2 separate regions of the Mus musculus genome follow, and region 1 is linked to region 2. Evidence: chromatin loops called from intact Hi-C (ENCODE). Cell type or tissue: left cerebral cortex. All regions are shown on one strand. Each heading gives the region's core, and the rest is flanking DNA. Links, peaks and the distances in the headings are about the cores only.

The links. A loop is a pair of places that touch in the nucleus more often than their neighbours do. Peaks named below come from ENCODE experiments on the same cell type or tissue, not always from the same donor. Only the 100,000 strongest peaks of a DNase experiment are listed, where the experiment ranks them.
Region 1: it touches region 2 in a loop (4-fold over the local background); 4 of 42 quality-filtered maps call a loop at or near these places.

Annotation. Positions count from the first base shown.
Region 1 is chr10:117,709,701-117,712,542 of GRCm38, forward strand. It overlaps Mdm2 (transformed mouse 3T3 cell double minute 2), which reads right to left and starts at 1,058. Exons shown (of 12, transcript NM_010786.4): 1 at 852-1,058; 2 at 246-328; 3 at 1-84. The coding sequence starts at 80. In left cerebral cortex, for the core only: a CTCF peak has its summit at 1,026 (motif pointing left); DNase peaks (open chromatin) are centred at 458 and 1,095; H3K4me3 peaks cover 1,783 bases; H3K27ac peaks cover 1,637 bases.
Region 2 is chr10:117,057,909-117,061,221 of GRCm38, forward strand. Cct2 (chaperonin containing Tcp1, subunit 2 (beta)) reads right to left here. Exons shown (of 16, transcript NM_007636.3): 7 at 2,740-2,942; 8 at 190-290; 9 at 1-10. Among named protein-coding and RNA genes, the nearest start is that of Cct2, 4.3 kb to the right of the region's middle. In left cerebral cortex, for the core only: a CTCF peak has its summit at 1,554 (motif pointing left); no DNase peak of the experiment used is centred there.

The sequences.
Region 1 (2,842 bases), core at 1-2,500, 650 kb after region 2:
AGAGTCTCTTGTTCCGAAGCTGGAATCTGTGAGGTGCTTGCAGCACCCTCGGTAGACACAGACATGTTGGTATTGCACATTGGCCTACAAGTAGAAAAAAAACAACAACACACACGATAAAAACTTGAAATTATAAAACATCTACGAAAAGGGACAAATAGATACATGCATTTACGAAGGAGACAGAAAACGTCTTTCGGCAATAGCTCTCAAATGCAAAACGACGTCGGCGAGCTGTCCCTTACCTGGAGGCCCGCAGGAGAAGCGCGGTGATCCGAGAGGGTCCCCCAGGGGTGTCCGGTCGGTCTCCCGCTCGCCCAGCAGACGGCTGCGGAAACGGGGCAGCGTTTAAATAACCCCAGCTGGAGACATGTCAGGACTTAGCTCCTCCGACAGCCGACGCCGGACGTGTCCCAACTTGACCAGCCCCACAGGAAGAGCTGAGTCAACTCGGCCCAGCCCAGTCCCACCCGTCCCGGAAGCCGCATCCCGGCGAGTCCGGGACCAGGCACCTGTCACCTCCTGGACCCCAGCAACGAGCCCAGCGCGACCCCGGAGCGGGCCCCCCGCGCGCGGGGCCTGCTGGGAGACCCCCGCTCTTCCCTCCTCCCCCTCCCTCCGTCCCCTCCCGCGCATGCGCCGTGCTAACCGCGCCATCTCCCACCCCACCCCCCACTCCCACCCACACGCACACCCCCGGCCGCAGAATGACATCAGGGCCCAGCGCGGGCAAACGGTCGCCCAGCCTCGTGCCCCGCGACCCCACGAGCCGGCCCGGGTTACGAGTAGGCCCCGGAGGGCGCGGAAAAGAGGGAATGATCGGGACTCTCCGCCGCCCACGGAGCGGGTACCTGCTACTTCCCGCGCATCTTCCGACCCTTCACGGGGAGCGCGGAGGCCCCGCGGCCGGGGCCTGAGCGACCATGGTCGCTCCAGAGCTCGAGCGACGAGAAGGCGGCGGCTCCTCACCGGCCGCTCCTAGGCTACGCTGGCCCCGGAGGCCCCGTTAACAAAGCAGAGTTCTGTGACGAGCGCCCCCTACCGTCCGCGGAGAGAACGCCGGAAGCCACGGGCCATCCGGGCATCGGGGCGTGCGCGCGCGCACGCCCGACGCCGCCTCCTGGACCAATAGGAGGCGGGGGGCGGGGCTTAGCGGCCGCCCGGTGCCGGAGCGCGCAGGAGGTGGGGAGGGGCCGCGCGGTTGTGTTTACCGCTCGAAACCGCAATGGTCGCTAGGCAAGTTCCTATCCGACTGCTGCTGCTACCAAAAGAAAAGCAAGACTAACAGCTGGGTAGTATTTTTAAATCCATCCCGCCAGCAGCTGAAGTTGTATACAAATGAGTGATTTTTTTTTAAGACTTTAAAAATAGGCAAGGTGAGAGAGGGTGGAGTGGGACGGGGAGGAAATTGTGAGAAGGGGGTGTCCCAGAAGGGAACGGAGAGCGGGGTGGAAAGTGAATAAATAATAATGAATAAAAAATGAATAGCTCCATGGTCAAGAGTGCATACAGCTCCTTTTTAGGTTTTCAGTCACTCACGCCACACAAATTCTGTCATTGCAGGGTACTCAACACACTCTTCTGGTCTCCATGAGCAACCGCACCTGTGTGCACAGACATACACATAATTAAAGTTAAAATTAAAAAAAAAAATTCAAAGACTGTTAGGGTCCATGACACCTTGGGCTCATAGTATGTAAACGCAAAGAATGTTTTAATCTGCAGAAGTCAGCATTCTGGTGTCTCCTCTCCCCATTACTAAGATAGAGACACCCAAGTGAGTTTGCAGACCTGACATAAAGCATATTAGCGAATTCTGGGATAGGTGACCTCTATGTTAATCTATTGGGTCCATCTTTAGGGACATTCCATTCCCGGGGTGAGAGGGCTGGAAACTTTTGGCTGAGAAAGTCTGGAAACTGCTGCTGACCCATTGTCCTTGCCTCAGGCGGGGCAGCTTCTGAGGCCCGGACTTGCCCGGAATTGCCCAGTTCTTGGAAACAGAGATTTAGGCCTAGTCCCCTTAACTGCCAGTTTGAAACTTGTCATGAAATCAGCCTGGCCTTTTCAACACATACACTCCAGTGTTTACAAACTTTCTAATTGTTAGTCATCTTGAGGGCCCAAGATAGCATTATAAGGTATAGGAGTTTGGCCTGGACGCTGCTTTAGGCAGTGTGGACGCAGGTCAAAGAAAAGCATTGATAAGGCCAGATATAATGGTGTGCGTGTAATCCCAGGTACAGAGCAACAGCCGTCTGGGTCCACCTTTTAAGGTACATCTAAGAACGGAGGGTGTGTGGCACCGAGAAGGTCCTGCATTGTTCAGTCCTCGGTCCCCAAAGCAAAAGCCCCAGATCTTAAAGGACTTAAAACCAGGGGTGGTGGCACATTTGCACAGTCAAAGATAATCAGGAAGCTGAGGCAGGAGGATAGCTTGAGTTGAGCAATTTAAAGCTAATTTGAGTAACATTGATAACCTACCTAAAGGAGAAAGGTAATTTCGTTCTTTGGGGCTTGCCACTTCTTACTGACAGCCTTCATTTCCCCAACAGTTCGTGATTAAGGACTTTTCAGAAACCTTTCTCCCCTTAGGAATGGAGTGAATATTCATTTTAAATTTAATAACCTTCAGCCAGGCATGGTGGCATAGACCTTTGACCCCTGCAGTAGAGACGAAGAGACAAGTGAGTTCAAGATAGTGTGTCCACGAGTCCACACAGTGAGCTGCAGATCAGCCAGGGCTGCACACAGAGAACCTGTCTCACAGAACCCAAGCCTTGGGAGATGAAGTAGCCCAATTGGGCTTGTGTGCAGTTTCATGGGATTGGGGCATGAGCAG
Region 2 (3,313 bases), core at 388-2,887:
AGCCAAATATCTAAGATTGAAGACATAAAGGCAGTGTAAGGTTCACTCCTCTTAAAATACACCGTACGTACTTCAGCGTTTCTACGAACATACGCTTCAAAGTGTATATAGGTGTCTCATCTGCTTGGTGTAACTGACTCCTACGTTAACAGCACCAGCAACAGCCTGTCAAGAAATGTAGCCACGCACCTTTATTTTGTCTGTATCCATCCCAGTATTTGCAATAAGAATTTTAGCATTTTCAATTCTCTTTGGTTGATTTACTCCAATTTTTTTATCCAAAAGAAAACCTACAACAAACATAAAGATGGTAATAAACTTAAGGATGCATTAGTAAACCTGCACAGCACGTGCTGGCTGACAACCCTCAGTAACTCCAGTTCTGGGGGATCCTGTGCTCCACGGGCACCAGGCATACACATAGCAAAGGACCCATAAACTTAATAAAGCAAAGAAACAACTAAAAAAGAGAATACACACAGGCAACGCTACAGCATCAGTACAGACACAAACCACATCACCCTGAAACTTTTGTTACACACACACACACACCCACACCCACACACACACCCACACACACACACCCACACACACACCCACACCCACACACCCACACACACCCACCCACACACACCCACCCACACACACACACTCACACACACACACCCACACACACCCACACACACACACACACACACACACCAGATCAGAGGCTACAGCTCACAATGTAAACACATTTAAGTTCACTTTTACTAGCTTAAAACCAGCAAAACTAGCAGTGAGAACTGGAAATCAGAGACAGGGTCACCTGTTCTACACAGCAAGTTTCAGGACCACCAGGGCAACATAACAGAGACCCAGCCTCACTAAAATAAACAAGACAGCTAGGAAAATGGAACCACCTTGGACAACACAAAAACAACACAACTACATAAACCTGCTCCCAATCCTGCTCTTGCCCTTAGGCTATGGCTGGGGTCGACCAGATGCTCACATATAAATCATGCACAACTCAAGGAGAGATGCCATTTCTAGCCGTGCTGATCTGCTGCCATCACATGACCTGGTACTGACATCTGCACTGGCTTAAGACACATGACAAACGTTTGGCTCAGTAACCCTACCTTGGGCTTTCTGCTCTATTCAGCTTGCCATCACTTAGCAGATGATTAGAACAGCTACAGGATCGAGGTTCCACTACAATTCCTGGCATAGAGCGCACACACACAGCAGTATGAGCCTCTGTTACAAGGCTGCCCTACTTGGCAGACCACTAGAAACATTAGAGAGACCTTGCAGATCAACGGAACCAAAATATTTTCACAACTCCGTAAGTAAATGGCACAGGACACACATAAAAGCCAGGATTCCAAATCACTGTAGACACAAGCTTACAAAGCACAACTTGATTCTTTTTAAAACCCTTTAAGATGGGCTGGAGAGATGGCTCAGTAGTTAAGGGAACTGACTGCTCCTCTGAAGGTCCTAAGTTCAAATCCCAGCAACCACATGGTGGCTCACAACCACCCATAATGAGATCGCCCTCTTCTGGTGCAGCTGAAGACAGCTACAGTGTACTTAGATATAATAATAAATAAATCTTTGGGCCTGAGCGAGCAGGGCTGACCAGAGTGACCAGTGGTCCTAAATTCAATACCCAACAACCACATGAAGGCTCACAACCATATGTACAGCTACAATGTACTCATACATTAATCACATAACTTTGGAAATATTTTTTTCTCAAAACGACAACAAAAAAAAAGCTGGAGAGATGGCTCAGATGTTAAGAGTGCTTACTACTGCAGAGACCTGAGTCTGGCTCCCAGCACTCTCACTGGGGGCTCGCACCAGCCTGTAACCACCAGAGTGGAGCTGCTACTTCTGGCCACTGGCATGCACATACCCATACACAGACCAAACATGCACATGATTAAAATAACCTTGGACACGCAAAAGAAAATGTTCCTGGGGCTAACAATGTGGCTCAGTTAAAAGATAATTACTTAGCATTCACAAAGCCCGAGATGGATCCCCCAGTACTGCATAATCACAGCCTGGGAGAGCAGCAGAAGGGACAGAAGACTAAGGGCATCCTTGGCTGCGTGCGAGCACGCACACGCATGCACACGCACACACACACTCGCTAGCTACACAAGACTACCTTAAAAAACAACAAGGCCTGAAGAGATTCTACTTGCTGCTCTTCCTGAAGTGGTCCTTAAAGACAAGCTCTCTGCCTCTGTAGTGTCAGGGTGGAGATCAATGGGTACGTTCCACCAAATGGTGGCTTCACAGCCATCTTGACTACAGTGCCAAGGGTTCTGGTTCCTTCTTCTGACCTCCATGGGCACCACTTATGCATGTAGTGCACATATGTTGCCAAAACACTTAAGAGAACAAGTCTAAAATTTTACACAAATGCCAATAAAATATCAGACAAAAATTCCTTTATCTACAACAACCTGCTAATTTGACTTAGGGAAAACACATATAATCCTGAAAAAGCATTTGGGAACAGCTTTTGGTAAAGCTGTAATTTCTGTTATTAGCAGAGACTTCCTGTTTGAAATCTAGAAAGCAAACAATGCTCAGCGGTGTTGAAGATGAAGCACACAGACCGCAACAGGACAAATTGTTACAATGGCCCAAGCAGCCAAGTGGTCCTTAAAGACAAGCTCTCTGCCTCAGTAGTGTCAGGGTGGAGATCAATGGGTACGTTCCGGCATACACACATACCTTCATCTAGATAGGAGTCTGCCAGACTCCCACCTAGTTTCTTGATGACATGAATCGCCTCCAGGTTGCCAGAGCCTTTCAGTCTGAGAACCGCTTCCACGGCCAGTTTAGTAAAGTGGTCCTTGTGGTGAGTAAGGAGCTTTGAGGACAATGTCGTTCCTGCAATGTTCATTAAGTCCTGCCAGAATCTGGCTTCATCAGAACTAATAAAACCAAACAGAAGAAGACATGCTTGTTATTAAAATTATCCACTGAGTATCCTTGACTTCTTAAAGATTTACTAGGAACAAGTGAACAATGGGATCCCGTCTTTCCCATCAAAGCACCAAACTCGGTGAGCCCTAAGCCCAGGCCCACTCAGTGTTGTCCCTCAGCACAAACAGAATTAATTTCTGGTGGTTTATTTGGTAATGTAGAAGTAAACTAAACATGTGTATTCTTTTAGACTCAGCAATTCCACGTCTAGAAATATCTCGAGTAACAAGTGTCCTACATCATAAAGCTAAACCTTCCCAAGAATAAAGGTTCATAGGAGGGCGGCCTGTGTTTTAGCTGTGAGGGAAGACAAAGTGTA